Linked DNA regions of Homo sapiens: region 2 is linked to region 1. A link is a loop called in an ENCODE intact Hi-C map of the cell type or tissue named here. Cell type or tissue: PC-9. All regions are shown on one strand. Each heading gives the region's core, and the rest is flanking DNA. Links, peaks and the distances in the headings are about the cores only. Region 1 overlaps ANKRD13C (ankyrin repeat domain 13C). Region 2 overlaps CTH (cystathionine gamma-lyase).

Region 1 (8,553 bases), core at 205-8,204:
TAATATTAATTCCTAGTTTAATTCCATTGTAATCAGAGAACACACTCGGTATGATTTTCGGTTCTTTTATATATATTCAGGTTTGTTTATAGCCAATATGGTCTACCTTGGTATATGTTCCATGGGCACTTGAAATGTATGTGTATTCTGCTGTTGTTGGGTAGAGTATTCTATAAATGCCAATTAAATCCTTTGGCTTATGATGTTGTTGATCTACATCCTTGCAAATTTTCTGTCTGTTGTTATATCAATTGTTGAGAGAAGGGTGTTGAGTCTCCAGTTATAATTGTGGATCTATTTTTCCTTTCCATTCTTTCAATTTTTGTTTCATCTATCTTGCAACTCTGTTACTTGGTATATATACATTTAGAATGGTCACATCTTCTTCATAGATTGACCCTTTTATCACTAAATAATGTCCCTCTCTGTCTCTAATAATTTTCTTTGCTCTGATATCTGCCTTAATTTTAATATGGCCAATCCTGTTTTCCTTTGATTAGTGTTTGCATGATATATCTTTTTCCACTCTTTCACTTCTAATCGGCCTATATCATTATATTTCAAGTGAGTTTACTGAAAATAGCAGACAATTGGATCATGGTTTTTGTTTTGTTTTGTTTTTTTATTGAAACAATCCTGCTCTGTCACCCAGGCTGGAATGAGTACAGTGGCGCGATCTTGGCTCACTGCAACTTCCGTCAGCCTCCTAAGTTTAAGCAATTCTCCCACCTCAGCCTCCCAAGTAGCTGGGATTACAGGGATGAGCCACTGCACCCAGCCTGGATCATGTTTTTTAATCCACTTTACCAATCACTATCTTTTAATTGGTATATTTAGACCATTTACATTTAATGGTATTATTAATATGTTAGGGCTTAGGTCTGCTATTTTATTTTTTGTTTTCTGTTCATTCTCTCTGTTCTTCATTTCTCTGTTTTCTTTTTCTTGCCATCCTTAGGTTACCTATTTTTTAGAATTTCATTTTAATTTATCTATGGTGTTTTTGAGTTATCTCTTTTTACAGCTTCTATAGTGGCTGCTCTAGGTATACATTATTGTGTGTATGTGTGTGTGTGTCTGTATCACAATTTCCCGGTGTCATAATTTTACCAACTCAAGTGAAGTAAACTTATCTCCCTTCATGTCCCTATACCTTCCCCCATTTAAAATATAATTGTAAATAGAAAGTAAGAATAGAGAGACAAAAGTAGGCTTTCAAATAGCTTGGCTGTGAAAAGCAAAGATTAAAGCAAGTGCTGGTGGAATTACAGGTGCTTTTTTGTTGTTGTTGTTGTTTTTTGTTTGATTTTAAAAGGGGAGAGACCTGAGCAAGCCTAACAACTGAGAGGAAAAATGCAGTACAGACAGGTAGAAGGAAAACGAGAAATATGAAGTCACTCATACAGCTAGCTTCCCCGCCCCCACCTTGAGACAGAGTCTTGCTCTTGTTGCCCAGGCTGGAGTGCAATGGCGTGATCTTGGCTCACTGTAACCTCTGCCTCCTGGGTTCAAGTGATTTTCCTGCCTCAGCCTCCTGAGTAGCTGGGATTACAGGTACCCGCCACCACACCTGGCTAATTTTTAGTAGAGACAGAGTTTCACCAAGTTGGCCAGGCTGGTCTCGAACTCCTGACCTCAAGTGATCCACCTGCCTTGGCCTCCCAAAGTGCTGGGATTACAGGCGTCAGCCACTGTGCCCGGCGATACAGCTAGCTTTTAAAAAGAGCTAGGAGGAGAATAGATCCATAATACAAATGAAGACATTACTCAAGCTAAGAAGAGGGGCGCCACTTCCAGTGAGATAGGAAGATGAAAGAAAAGGTTGGGCTTGGGGCAGAAAAATCTGTATGGGGTGTTGGAAGTAGTGAGGGAGGTCCCATTTCTGATATTCTCTTTTTGTATCAAAGGAAGTAAAAATCATCTGCGCTTAGGTTGTAGGAGAAAGTGGTGGGGGAGGATGAAGATTTGATGATGAAAGAGGGTCAAATTTAGTCTTTGAGCAAAATGAGAGAAGAAGCCAATCAGAGAAAAGACCATTCATAATCAGCACTTAAAGCTCTGGCTGATTCTGAAAACATGTAATTGTGTTAACAATAATTTCCAAAATTTTTTTTTGATTTTTTAGTTTTTTTTTAAAATTATTATTATACTTTAAGTTTTAGGGTACATGTGCACAATGTGCAGGTTAGTTACATATGTATACATGTGCCATGCTGGTGCGCTGCACCCACTAACTCGTCATCTAGCATTAGGTATATCTCCCAATGCTATCCCTCCCCCCTCCCCCCTAATTTCCAAATTTTTATAATTTATCCCAGTTGTGTTTTTTATCCTAAATGTAGAAAAAGAAACGGTGAAAGAGTAAACATACACAGGAGGAAGTTTTACAGGGTTGGTTCAAAAGAAGGACAGAGAAACAAAAGAGAAATAGTTAAACAAATACCCCATAACTTTAAGTATACAAGCAAAATATTATTCCTTGTTAAAAATGTGGTTCTACATCAGAGAAATGCCTGCAAAAAAAGGACTGCAGACTTTTTTCTTCTCATATAATGAAAATATTTCCTTTGCATAAAAATAAATGTATTGTGGGGTTTGATTTGGGTTTGTTTAGAACTTAAAAATAGATGTGAATACAGAGATAGTTTGAAATTCTCAACTGTTTAACTCCTGTTCTCTATTCTGGTTTGTCATGGGTCTCTTAACAGTACCTAGAAGGGAGTCTAAAACTCGAAATATTTCCCTCACCATAGAAAATGGCAGTGGAGTTTTAAACTTCTGCAGAAATGCGAACACAAAGATCCCTTATGGCTATGGCACACAGCTCTGAATTGCATTAGTTTTCTAACCATTTCTGCCTAAGATCTTATCACTGATTTCTCCAAGTAGACACTGGGTTCCTAGTGCTTTTGAATTGCAAAGGGCAACTAGAGTGACATTTTGAAAATCACTTATTTAAAAGTCATTTTTCAAAAAAAAAAAAAAAAGTCATTTTTCATCTAGAAAATGTTTATTTCCAAGTGTGCAAAATTGTGAAGATCAGGTTTAATTTTTAGCAATGAAAACATTTTGGCCTAAGTATTCTGAGATGTGGTTTTAAAAATATTGGATAAAACAAGATACATCTGAAGAATTACAGCACTCATTAAATACTGAGTGGTTGAATTGATGGATAGTGTTAAAGGAGCTCCTGAAGCTTGAATTAATGCTAAATCTAAATCTAAACACCCAAAACACCTTTTAATAGTGTCTTCTTCCTTGGTTTCTGATATGTTAGAAAGAAAACTATATGCAAAAATGAGTGTACTATTTCTAAAGATCATTGCTTAAGATGAAATTAAACATTTAGGGCTGAAAAATAAAACGTATGAGTATTACTTTATCCATCAACAGTAACTGCTTACTCCAGAAACATTCTCACTACACAGAAACTGAAAGCATAGCTGAAAATCTGGGCTAATCTCTAGTCTCCCTATTTCACATGAAAAACATTATTACAATACATCATTAGTTTACCCACACTTTTCTTGTGTGAAATAGATCCCTTACATTTAATTTAAATCAAGTAGAATAAGAATTCTCATCAGGCACTTTAAATATTTGACAAAACATAAATAAATGCATATAATTACTGAAAAACTTTACGAAAATGTAAGCAACTAGGAAATCTATTTTCCTTTAAAACAGCAGCCCCCAACCTTTTTGGCACGAGGGATCTGTTTCGTGAAAGATAATTTTTCCACAGACTGGTGGGGACTGGGGAGGGCTTTGGAATGAAACTGTTCCATCTCAGATCAGGCATTAGATTTCATAAGGAGCGTGCAACCTAGATCCCTCACATGTGAAGTTCACAATAGGGTTCATGTTCCTACAAGAATCTAATGCCACCACTGATCTGACAGGAGGCAGAGCTCAGGCGGCAATGCTCACTAGCCTGCCGCTCAGCTCATCTCCTGCTGTGCACCCCACTCCTAAAAGGTCACGAACCAACAGAGGTGTTGGGGACCCCTGCTTTAAAAGAAATTGCTTATTAAATGTTAATAAACAGCTCCATATTCCTAATGGACACTAAAATTATATCTAATTTTTTCTCTTACCTAATTTTACAGGAAAGCCTGGAGGAAGCTTCATCTGAACAAATTCTCTAAGCTTGTTAAAGTGCTTGAAGGGAGCTACTACTTCTAAAACATTCAATAATCTGAAAAATGGAAGAAGAAAAAAATGTTTTCATTGTTCAAATTGCCTTGTGTCCTTATGCTTTTCAACTACATGCTTCAAACCTGGACAGTAGTATTGACTTCCAGATACTAAGGATGAGTAAATTACAGACTTTATTCCTCCTAACTTTTTACTCTATAATGGTTTACAACTTTTGATTGTGCAGCCATAATTTTCACAATTGTTTGATTTTAGGTCCATATTTAGATGGACTCAAAGCTAGTAACTAGATTCACTGTTTGGGTGGCTGATTTCCACTGTCAATTTATTGTGTGTGTAAAAGGCTCTTATGTGCTTAATATTCCTTGATTTCCTGCATATTTGATAAATGATTGCTTCTTATCTTTAAAGGGAAACTTGACTCACATAAAATTTCAGGTTATACTGTCTTTCCTTCTGAACTACAATTTCATAATATCTCTTAGCATTCTATATCATATTAGTCATTATGCTATAATTTCTTTCATCTTTTGGTTGGATGGATTTCTTTTTTAAGTAGTAGCATTTTTCTTTGAAAAAAGTCCTACGACTGCTACGTTTCTTGAATTCTTTTGTGCTTGAGAATATCTTCAGTTGCCTCCATACATAAATTAAAGTTAGAAATACTGACAGATCACACTTTTGTTACTTCAGATAAGTAAAGACATATGAAAAAATGGAAGGCCAGGCTGATTTTATCCCTTTTCTGCCCGGATGCCTTTGGATTTATCAACAACTGAAGCCCAATAGTTTGATCAGGATAATTTTTGTTACTAATCATTCTGTACCAATTTTTCGTGGAACCTAATGTCATCCTATAGATTTAGTTCTTCATTACAGAGAAATTTTCTTCTATCATATTTTGAATATTATTTTGGTTATACTTGGACGCCTTTTAAGTAAAACATGAATGACTCATATTGAACCATTTTTGTCCTCCATATCTATTGCTCATGTAATTTCTTTAATCTCTTCTACTGAATTCACCAAGAGTTGTCAAAATTTAATTTTCAGTTACATCGATTCTGTTCATTATTGTTTCTACTGTATTTGTTTTGTAATAGTGCCATTTAGTGCTCAATTTATTTCCTCAGCTTTACAATCTCCTTTTCATTTCATTTTACTGTCTTATATTCTCATCTCAGAAAGATCTGCTTTACTGATTTCATGTTCTTTCTTGTTTTCTATGGCATTTATAGGTAATTTTCTTTTTTTTTTTTCTGAACTTTTAGAACAAATTATTTGTCTGGCATTTGTATGCTGTGTTCTCTATTTCTTTTTTTTTTTGAGATGGAGTTTCGCTCTTGTTGCCCAGGCTGGAGTGCAATGGCGTGATGTCGGCTCAACGCAAACTCCGCCTCCCGGGTTCAAGTGATTGTCTCAGCCTCCCGAGTAGCTGGGATTACAGGTATGCACCACCACACCCGGCCAATTTTGTATTTTTAATAGAGACGGGGTTTCTCCATGTTGGTCAGGCTGGTCTCAAACTCCCAACCTCAGGTGATCCACCCGCCTCAGCCTCCCAAACTGCCAGGATAACAGGTGTGCACCACCATGTCCGGCTCCTTATTTCATTTTCTTTTTCAAGAGTAGTGGTTATAACTGCCACATTTTATAAATTCTAAGATATTCTTTTTTTTTTTCATGTAACATATCTGAAATTAGGATAACTCCTAAAATTGATGACGTCTTAATATTAGCTGCAGTTTTCTTCTTTATTAGCAAGTAGAATATAAAATTGGTGAATCTTTGGCCAGGTGTGGTGGCTCACATCTGTAATCCCAGCACTTTAAGAGGCCCAGGTGGACAGATCACCTGAGGTCAGGAGTTTGAGACCAGCCTGGCCAACATGGTGAACCCCATCTCTACTAAAAATACAGAAATTATCCAGGCGTGGTAGCACATGCCTGTAGTCCCAGCTAGTTGTCAGGCTGAGTTGGGAGGATCACTTGAACCTGGGAGGCAGAGGTTGCAGTGAGCCGAGATTGTGCCACTGCACTCCAGCCTTGGCAACAGAGTGAGACTCTGTCTCAAAAAATAAATAAATAAATAAATAAATAAATAAATAAAATAATAAAATAAAATTGGTGCATCGAGTCAACTGGGTCCTAGATATGACAAATTTTGGCAGATGTGTAGGTGTGGCTAACTCTCCACATTTTCTGAGACTTATCTCTCTCTGACATAACTTGAGGGCTGTATAGAACAATCTATCTACTTATCTAAAGCCTAGATATGGGTAAAGCTCAGGTATGTATGTACTTTTTAAAAATATATGCACCCTGCTCTCTTCTCCGATCATTTTTAAAAAATGTATTAGGCCGTTAAAAAAAATTAATGCATTAGGCCAGATTTGAAAGGGAAGGAACTAGTAAGAGAAAATCGCCCAGTGCTTCATCTCCTCCCTCCCACTTTAGTGAGGAGCCTAAAACTATAGTTGTATCAGTCAGCTCTTGCTACCCATCTCTCATTCCAGCCATCTCTCCAAATAGAGTATTTTTAAAAAGGAGCATCCAATGAGTACATGTTGGAGAGGATATATTCAATATGTTTACCACAATATTGTTGAAAATGGTGACAAACTACAAATAATCAAAATGTTTATCAGTAGATGAATGATAAACAACAGTATATCAACACTACAAAATAACAAGGAAAAAGAATAGACGAAAATATAATCACTGTAAAACTTCAAGACACACTCATTTTTTCTTTTTTCTTTTTTTTTTTGAGACGGACTCTCCAGGCTGGAGTGCAGTGGCACGATCTTGACTCACTGCAACCTCTGCCTCCTTGGTTCAAGCGATTCTCCTGCCTCAGCCTCCCTAGTTGCTGGGATTAGAGGCACATGCCATATGCCCAGCTAGTTTTTGTATTTTTAGTAGAGATAGGGTTTCACCACGTTGGCCAGGCAGATCTCAAACTCCTGACCTCAGATGATCCGCCCACCTTGGCCTCCCAAAGTACTGGGATTACAGGCATGAGCCACCACGCCCAGCCAAGACACACTCACTTTTAAATGAAAACAAGGAACACACAGAAGAAAACGTGAACCATTCCCCCATTTTTATTTTAAAAAATGCAAAAACACGGATAACTCTAGACAAAAATACAATAGTCATTAACTATTGATGTGTTAAAATAACACATTTTATTCTGTAAATTTCCATACTTTTGGATTTTTTTAAAACAAGCATGTATTCACGTATTACTTTTTATAATTTAAAAACCTACTCGGCTGGGCGTGGTGGCTCACGCCTGTAATCCCAGCACTTTGGGAGGCTGAGGTGGGTGGATCACCTGAGGTCAGGAGTTTGATGCCAGCCTGGCCAACATGGCGAAACCTCATCTCTACTAAAAATACAAAAATTAGCCGGGCGTGGTGGTGGGCACCTATAATCCCAGCTACTCAGGAGGCTGAGGCAGGAGAATTGCTTGAACCTGGGAGGTGGAGGTTGTGGTGAGCCAAGATCGCGCCACTGCACTCCAGCCTGGGTGACAGAGCAAGACTCCATCTCAAAAAAAAAAAAAAAAAAAAAAAGAAAGAAAGAAAATCTACTCAAAAATTTATCTGGTGAAAGTAGTAAAAATCAATACTTTTGCGAACCAGAAAAGTTCTAGAACAGTGCACACACTATCAAGGCAATGGCTATTTGCTTTTCATTTCAAAGGTCTCAAATGCACCACTGGGGTGCAAATATTATTACAGCCTTTAGGGTTTAATAGTTTCTTTCATAAACATTTGTAGTTAGTAACAAACTTACAACTCTATCCCTAAGGGAAATTCCTGGCTCATGGCTATCGTAGCTTTAAACGTTTTCTTACTCTCTTTGCACACCAATTCTCTACCCAGATGAGGAGCTCTAAAATGGGAGGAAAAAAAATGTTAGGAAACTTTTTCCATAGTCTATCACCTTCCTAAGAAGCATCTGTCATCTTTCAATGACATTCATTAATATTTCAATTTTTCTTACTCTGTCTACAGAAATAAAGTTATGCTAAAAGGGAATAAGATATGTATAAGAAATTAAGACAAGGGCAATAAAAAAGAATAGCAAAGAGTAAAAGTTCAGAAATTATTAGATCTAAACTAATTTCACATTGAATATAATTTTAATAACCACTATTTTTAGGAATAAAGAAAATCATTAGTAAAAAAATTTTTAAGGTATTATTGTATATCTTTAAAGTCACTTATTCAATTCAATCTTCTTTACTGTCTATTACAGCCTCTGCATTGATCAATAAGAAATATTGTGAAGAATAAGGAATTCTATATTAACTATTATCAAAAGAAAATTATCAATGTAGCATAAAGATCTAATTGGCTTTTATTTGCAACTCTAGCACAGGACA
Region 2 (8,553 bases), core at 365-8,364, 160 kb after region 1:
CATGAGATTTGGTGGCGACACAGATCCAAACCATATCAGGCAAAAATCACCCTAATCACCTCCCAAAGGCCCACCTCCTAATCATACTAGTGATTAGATTTCAATCTATGAATTTTGGAGGACACAAATGTTCAGACCATAGCAGCTCTCTTTAAAGATTTCTTTCGCTACCTAGCCCCCTCTGCATTTGTTTCCTCCCCAGACCACCCCTCCCATACATCTATCCTTTCCTTTTTTCTCTGTCTTGTGTCTAGTTTCATCCTCTTTTGTGTTTCACTTTCTTTTGTAGATCACTTTGGGATCTCTTTATAATTAACTTGTTTCCTGCCTTTTCCACACAAGTTCTCCCTCTCTTTCCTCTGAGTAACCCAACTCTTTCCTTTCCTTGTTAGGAGATACCTTCTTCCTGCTCTTTTCTTCCTGCCTGTACCTTGTCATACTTAGTACACTTCCTGTAGTTCATCTCTATTCTGCAGAGTTCCTGAAAACCAGCTCATTTTCTCTGGCTCTTCAATTGGGCAGATGTTTACAGGTTTTATTGTTTACATTTCCCCCCTTCTGTTCTGGGTCCCTGAAGTTGATCCAGGTTGCTGCCTCCATGTGACTGGCTGACTCCCTGGGCAGTTGGTATAAACCTGCTTTTCACCTTCCTCCATTTTATTCGAAGGCATTGTCATGGTTTATTTTCCTTTCCTGAAGCACACTTCCTGGCTACATTGCATTCAGACACCTTCGTGGGCCATCTGCCTTTGGCTCATAATGTATCTTTGATTGCTGATTTTATCAGGTAAAGCAGTCTGTTTCCCAGTGAAAAATCTTCTGGCATTGTCTATTTGGCATCTTCTATTTGTCCCAGGTGGTTTTCAGTGTAAGATTCCTTATCGCAACTCCTTAGCCCATATGCCACTTACATTAGGCCAGTTAATACAGCATAGGATAGCTTTAGCTGAGACACAGTGAGTCCTGTATATTCCCAAAAAGATTGCATACGTTTTGTAGCCTGGACCTGCCCGGGTTACTCATCAAACCTGGCCCTCTTTCTCCTATTACTGTCACTAACATAGGTCTAGTTTTTCTACCTTTTTGAAGCCCACATCACATTCCGCATGCCAATGATTGGAATTTGCTTCATTTCAATTTGGATTTATTCCAGCTGAAATACTCAGAATCGCATCATCCCTAAGTAGCCACATGTGTTGTTTCCATGAAGCAAATCTTCCTGAAAAAAATCTTCTCATTGTCTTACCTTAATGAAAATGGAATATATTCTCTTTCTTCCCAGTCTTTTGTCCTCTGGATCTTCTGTAAGTCTCACGAAAGGCAAAATAGACCTACCATCATCAAGTTTCAGAGTAGCACCTCTGGAGTCAGGCAGTCTGGGTGTGAGTCCTGGCTCTACCAGCTTTTTAATCTGAGGGATCTATCTCATTTTTCTTAGTCCCCTTTCCTCACCTGTATGATGAGAGCCATAAAGGTACTGATTTTATTGAGTTAGGTATTTTGTACACTGCTTCCCTGGGTTATATAAAGTACGTAGCATGATTCTCAGAAGATAATGAGATCAGAGGTGTTAGTGATTTGGTTTTTATTTTTCCTTCTCTTTTGGCTGTAGAGTTTACAGAATGTTAGCACTAGAAAAGACCTTAGGCCTCACCTACTTTGACCCCATCCCTTTAGGAACCCTAAATGAAAAGTTCCCATAGCCACCTATACTAATATCTTCCAAAGACTAAACAGCTCTAATGAGGGTGAAATAAAAACACACAGTTCTATGTTTAGGAAAATGTAAAGGGAAAGATGTTGATAATGTATGTTTTTGTTTGTTTGTTTGTTTTGAAATGGAGTCTTGCTCTGTCGCCCAGGCTGGAGTGCAGTGGCGCGATCTCAGCTCACTGCAACCACCGCCTCCCCGGTTCAAGCAATTCTCCTGTCTCAGCCTCCCGAGTAGCTGGGATTACAGGTTTCCACCACCACCCCCCGCTAATTTTTGTATTTTTAGTAGAGATGGGGTTTCACCATGTTGGCCAGGCTGGTCTCAAACTCCTGACCTCAAGTGATCCACCTGCCTAGGCCTCCCAAAGTGCTGGGATTACAGGCGTGAACCACCACTCCCGGCTTGACAGTGTTTTATTAAGTGGAAAGTCTACACTTTTCACTCTGGTTGTAAACAAATACATTTTAAGACTACAGGATTAACCTAGAGGACATTATGTTAAGTGAAATAAGCCAGGCACAGACAGACATATATAGCATGATCTCATTCATGTGTGGAATGTAAAAAATGTTGATCTCATAGAAGTAGTGAATAGAACAGCGGTTACTAGAGTCTGGGGAAGGGAGGGTGGAGGTGGGGAGGACAGAGGATGGTCAATGGGTACAAAGTTACAATTAGAAGGAGGAATAGAGGAATAAGTTTTGGTGTTCTACTGCACAAAAGGATGATCATAGTTACAATAAGATACTGTATATATCAAAATAGGAGAGAGGATTTTAAATGTTTCTACTACAAAGAAATGATAAATATTTGAGATGATGGGCATGCTAATTACCCTGCTTTTGATCATTACACAATTACACATGTATTGAGCATCACATTATACTCCATGACTTAAAGGATTAATTTACAGGAAAATTGGGTGAAAGAAAACACTTTTAAAAATTCCTTTTCATTTTTATTTTTCTTAATTCTCCCAGTTTCAGACATATTTATTTATTTATTTATTTATTTATTTGAGACAGAATCTTGCTCTGTCACCCAGGCTGGAGTGCAGTGGTGTCATGAAAAGCTCACTGCAACCTCTGCCTCCTGGGTTCAAGTGATTCTCCTGCCTCAGCCTCCTGAGTAGCTGGGATTACAGGTGCGTGCCACCATGCTCAGCTAATTTTTTTGTATTTTTAGTAGAGATAGGGTTTCACCATGTTGGCCAGGCTGGGCTCAAACTCATGGCCTCAAGTGATCCACCCACCTCAGCCTCCCAAAGTATTGGGATTACAGGTATGAGCCCCCGCACCCAGCAAATTTCTTTCTTTCTTGTTGTTTTTTAAGATAAAGTCTTGCTCTGTCACTCAGGCTGAAGTGCAGCGGCTTGATCATGGTCCACTGCAGCCTGAAACTCCTGATCTCAAGTGATCCTTCTGCCTCAGCCCCCTAAATTGCTGGGATTACAGGAGTGAGCCATTCTCCAACTCCCAGCCGTCTAGATTTCTTGTAATACCTAATACAATGTACATGCTTTATAAATGGTTGTTACACTATATTGTTTAGGAACTAATGACAAGAAAAAAGTCTGTACATGTTCAATACAGACACAACTGTTCATCTATTTTTCCAAGTATTTTTTTACCCATGGTTGGTTGAATCCATGGATGTGAAACCCACACATAGGAAGGGCTGAGTAATTAGGAATCAAGATCATGACAAACCCCAAATGTAAATAATCACAGCATACGTCATGAGGTTTTAATGATTAAAAATCTAAGCAGATGAGTTTATACTTACTCTACATAAAAATTGCTGAATGTTCATTTCAACTATTTTATGTGTTTAATGAGTCATAAAATACTAGAGTCTCTACTGTAGGTAATAAATTTAGAGTCCTGTCAGCAATTGCTATAAAGAAACAGGTTCAAGAGACCAGTTGACCTGGGCTTATCTGCGCTTTCCAAGAAACTTTTGCCTTCAGATTCAATACTGGATTCAATACTTTACATTTTTCTTTGGTGGGAGGGAGGCAAAGGAGAAATAATATCAGAGATCCTGGAAAATTTTAAGATGCACATACTTTTGCAAAGTTAGTATTGATTAGAATAAGAATGGAATTTATAATTGCAAATAGGCAGGTAATGAAGCATATTTTCAAATTGTTTCTCATTTAAAGTAAAAAACTTGTTCTTTCAGCGCCCTTTGGCTCTGGGAGCTGATATTTCTATGTATTCTGCAACAAAATACATGAATGGTAAGATGCATACTTTGAATGTTCTTTTTCATGGATAGGTGAAAATTGCATAGGGCTTGGCTTTTGATCCCTTTTCTTTGATTATTTTGTAGATTATTTCCTGTGACTCATAGAGAGAGTAAAAAAAAAAATCCTTTGATTAAATGTAGGATTTCATTAACAGTACACAAAACTATGCTCATGATTTATGAGAAGAGGATTAAAGTTGGCCATAAAAAGTTATGCTTTTATCTTGCTGACACCTTAAAGAAACATTTTGTTTTTATATAATTTTTATTTTCTTGTTTTAGACATAGCTTTTGCTACTGTCCAGTTGAATAAAGGTTACTTAAACTTATTTTATAGAGCTTTTTCCCTGAGAGTTTTTTCAAGTGAAAATCACATTTTGAAAATTATAAAATAAAGAGTAAACATAAATTGTTTCTAACTGAAATTTTTGTTTGTTTGTTTGTTTTTTGTTTTTAGGCCACAGTGATGTTGTAATGGGCCTGGTGTCTGTTAATTGTGAAAGCCTTCATAATAGACTTCGTTTCTTGCAAAACTGTAAGTATTAAAAAGTGCAGGTTCCCTATGACACTCTCAGTGACTACATTTGATATTTGTATTTCCACTAAGTGATGTGAAGTGATGGCATTCTAATAATTTATGAAGAAATGAAAAATAGAGGAGAAAAATTCTGATTTTTTTTATTTATTAATTTTTTTTTTTGAGATGGAGTTTCACTCTGTTGCCCAGGCGGGAGTGAAGTGGCGTGATCTCAGCTCACTGCAACCTCCACCTCCTGGGTTCAAGCGATTCTCCTGCCTCAGCCTCCTGAGTAGCTGGGATTACAGGTGCCCACCACCATGCCCAGCTAATTTTTTATATTTTTAGTAGAGACGGGGTTTCACCGTGTTGACCAGGCTGGTCTCAAACTCCTGACCTCAGGTGATCCACCTGCCTTGGCCTCCCAAAGTGTTGGGATTACAGGCATGAGCCACCGTGCCTGGCCAAAAAAATTTTTTCTGATTTTAGAGGAAAGTGTTATAAAAATAGTTATTGCAGGCTGGGCACGGTGGCTCATGCCTGTAATCCCAGCACATTGGGAGGCTGAGGCAGGTGGATCACTTGAGCTTAGGAGTTTGAGATCGGCCTGAGCAACATGGCAAAACCCTGTCTTTACCAAAAATACAAACCAATTAGCCAGGTGCAGTGGCATGTGCCTGTGGTCCCAGATACTCAGAGGCTGAGGCAGGAGGATTACCTGAGCCTGGGAGGCGAAGGTTGCAGTGAGCTGACATCGTGCCACTGCAATCCAGCCTGGGCAACAGAGTGAGATCCTGTCTCAAAAAACAAAAAACAAAAACGGTTATAGCATAGCAAGGCTTTATGATATGATATAAGAAATGAGTTTTTTTATTTTCATGTCCATCTTAATTATAATCATAATTTGATAAAGCCCTAGTGAATTTTTAGTTTCAAGACTTAATGGTTTTTTTTTCTTTTTTAAAATTACATTTGAAATGAGGGCTTTCATATACTATACCTTTTATATCACGAATGATGGTTAATTTTAAATAGCACTTACAGTATAAACTTACATTTTTCAATAGATGTCTAAACACCATTTCCTATTTACATTGCTTAGTTTATCTCCAGTATAGTTAAAGATTAAGCCATTGTAACTTGACAGGTAAAATATAAACATGATTAGGAATAAAAATGTCCTCCACAAGGGAAACTGAAACTTATTGCTTGATAAGTGTCCTTTGGTTTATAAAAAGTAGAAATGAAGTATATATCCTGGAGGCATGTGAAATCATTGACCGCTTTGCACAAAGGCTAAATAGAATATTAGTAGAATATTCAGTAATAATAGGACTTGAACTGCTGTTTTTCTCTGTATGTTAAAATAATTTTTCAAAGAAATACAAGGTTAGGCTATGAACAATTTATGATTTTATTAAAATCATAGAAAGGACTACTTATCTTCATATTTGAGAAGTTTATATCATTGTGCTTTTACTTAGTTTTCAGCATATTTGCTTCCCCTCATTTTAAAGTAAATTTCTCTAAGCATATTCTATGCTTTGTTCTTCTGCTTCTGATTTGATATATTATTTTCCTCCTAGAACTCAAACATTGAGCTTTACACCTAGCTTCTGAGAGTCACTGTAATGGAAAAGAGAAGCCAGATAATTTCTTGGCCATACCCTGCCTTCAAACTTATCCAGGATGTGTTCATTTTGCAGCTCTTGGAGCAGTTCCATCTCCTATTGATTGTTACCTCTGCAATCGAGGTCTGAAGACTCTACATGTCCGAATGGAAAAGCATTTCAAAAACGGAATGGCAGTTGCCCAGTTCCTGGAATCTAATCCTTGGGTAGAAAAGGTTATTTATCCTGGTATGTTAATTTGATTTCTAAGCAGATCTACTAGGATTTCAGCAGTTATCCTGAGCATCGTGTTTATGTAACATTTATTTGTAAGTTAGGTGCTTTCACGTATTGTTTTTGTTCATTTATTATTGAGCACTGCCATGTGTCAGGCTCTGTGGTGGGTCAGGTGGAAAGAAGATAGACCTGGTCTCTACTGTTGTATTGCCTCTAGTTTAGTGGATGCTTGGATAGTAGAAAATCAGTTTTATGCATTAGTTGTTCCTGTGGTGGTCTGTGATTTGAAGGCTTGTGTATACCTATTCAAAGATTTTAACATTAGACTTTTCAGTTGATTTGCTTATAATCTTGTCTGTCTGCTATTCAGCATTAGCTGTCACTTTAATCTGATAGAGGTTTGTCCCAGTTGAGACTTGATATTAGGTGCTAAAATTCCCCTGAGGTTCTCTCTCTCTCTTTTTTTTTTTTTTTTTTTTTGAGACGGAGTTTCACTCTTGCCCAGGCTGGAGTGCAATGATGCAATTTCAGCTCACTGCAACCTCTGCCTCCCGGGTTCAAGTGATTCTCTTGCCTCAGCCTCCCGAGTAGCTGGGATTACAGGTGCCCGCCACCACGCCCAGCTATTTTTTGTATTTTTAGTAAAGACGGGGTTTCACCATGTTGGCCAGTCTGGTCTCGAACTCCTGACCTCAGGTGATCTGCCTGCCTTGGCCTCTCAAAGTGCTGGGATTACAGGCGTGAGCCACTACGCCCAGCCCCCTGAGGTTCTCTCCTGTATTTCTCTCCTGTATTTTTATTCCTTCACCTCTTCCAGCATCTAGAAAGTCTTCTGTGGAGTTGGCTGACTTACATCTTACTTTTTGAATTTATTTTTACCAGTCTTTTAAGCTGTGGTGGTCCTAAGTAGTTCTTTTCTTTTTAGATCCTTTTGAGGGTTCTAGCATCTAGAATATATAGAAAAATTAAGACTGGAATTTCACTAGGAAATTCACAAGGAATTTAGAGAAACCAAAGCGAAATACATATGAAACTAAATGCCCTAAAGGTACTTTAGGTAAAGAGCTGTTGATTGATATATATTTTGGATGGAGGGAGAGAGAAGAGTTTTGAGCTATGCCATGAAGAATGGGCAGCATTGGTTAAAAGGGCATAGACAAGGTATTGGAGATTTATTCAAGAAATTTTTATTAAACGCCAGCTATGAGCCAGGCTTTGCACTAGGAACTGGGATCCAATTAGTAACAAAAGAAATGGATTTGCCCTCATGGAGCAACTCTGGTGGCTAAGACAGATACTAAGCAAGAAATTACAGGATATAATTAACAAGGGAAGTCCAGGTTGAAGGGACAGCATGTGCAAAGGTCCTGAGATGAAAGGGAGTGCAGTGGTGCTGGCATAAAGAAAGCTGAAGAGGGTAGAAAAGATGAGGCAACATGAAGCTGGAGAGATAGGGGCCCAAGCAAGTAGTCAGATGTGAGCATGGCATAATCCTCGTCTTAGGCTTATTTGCAGTTAAGTAGACAGTGAAAAATACCACCCTCCCCCCCCAAAAATTACATGTTTAATTCTAAAATAAGACTTATGATACCTTATGATTACAGGGCTGCCCTCTCATCCACAGCATGAGTTGGTGAAGCGTCAGTGTACAGGTTGTACAGGGATGGTCACCTTTTATATTAAGGGCACTCTTCAGCATGCTGAGATTTTCCTCAAGAACCTAAAGGTAAACTTACAAAATAGGTTTAAAATTGTAGGAGGTAAGGCCTTACAGCAGTTCACTATCTCTCACTTCTACTCAAGCCAGATAATGTTTTTGTATCTGCAGGTTACACTCATAAACCTCTTTATCATGAAATGCATTGGGTTGAAAACAACTTAAACAACAATGTAGCAGACATCTAAATATGTTCACTTACTTAACTCTCCACATACTACAATCAGTTTGGAGACACAGAGTATTCTAATGCATTTATTTAAAAGTGAACCCCTTTTTTCAGATGAAATAGGTAAAACCTCGAAGTAGTGTGCAGTTAGTGCACTGCACAAGGGCTGTTCTAAAATCCATCCTGTGAATGGCTTTCCAAACCCTGTGCCTCCTAAGCTGCATCTGACTGGGGTGAGGCCTTTGTCTAATTTTCAAAAAGCCAGGAGGAGGCTCTCAGGGGCCTTGAGCAAGAGGCCTGTCCAACTCCATACACTGGGCTTAACCTTGAGCTCATGCA

The links. Hi-C counts contacts between places; a loop is a spot of excess contacts. Peaks named below come from ENCODE experiments on the same cell type or tissue, not always from the same donor. Only the 100,000 strongest peaks of a DNase experiment are listed, where the experiment ranks them.
Region 2: it touches region 1 in a loop (2.6-fold over the local background); 3 of 110 quality-filtered maps call a loop at or near these places.

Annotation. Positions count from the first base shown.
Region 1 is chr1:70,266,759-70,275,311 of GRCh38, forward strand. It overlaps ANKRD13C (ankyrin repeat domain 13C), which reads right to left. Exons shown (of 13, transcript NM_030816.5): 11 at 7,962-8,060; 12 at 4,098-4,198. Among named protein-coding and RNA genes, the nearest start is that of SRSF11, 50 kb to the left of the region's middle. In PC-9, for the core only: no CTCF peak of the experiment used is centred there; a DNase peak (open chromatin) is centred at 4,593.
Region 2 is chr1:70,425,896-70,434,448 of GRCh38, forward strand. CTH (cystathionine gamma-lyase) reads left to right here. Exons shown (of 12, transcript NM_001902.6): 6 at 3,899-3,956; 7 at 4,422-4,499; 8 at 6,188-6,340; 9 at 7,933-8,054. Among named protein-coding and RNA genes, the nearest start is that of CTH, 19 kb to the left of the region's middle. In PC-9, for the core only: no CTCF peak of the experiment used is centred there; a DNase peak (open chromatin) is centred at 3,536.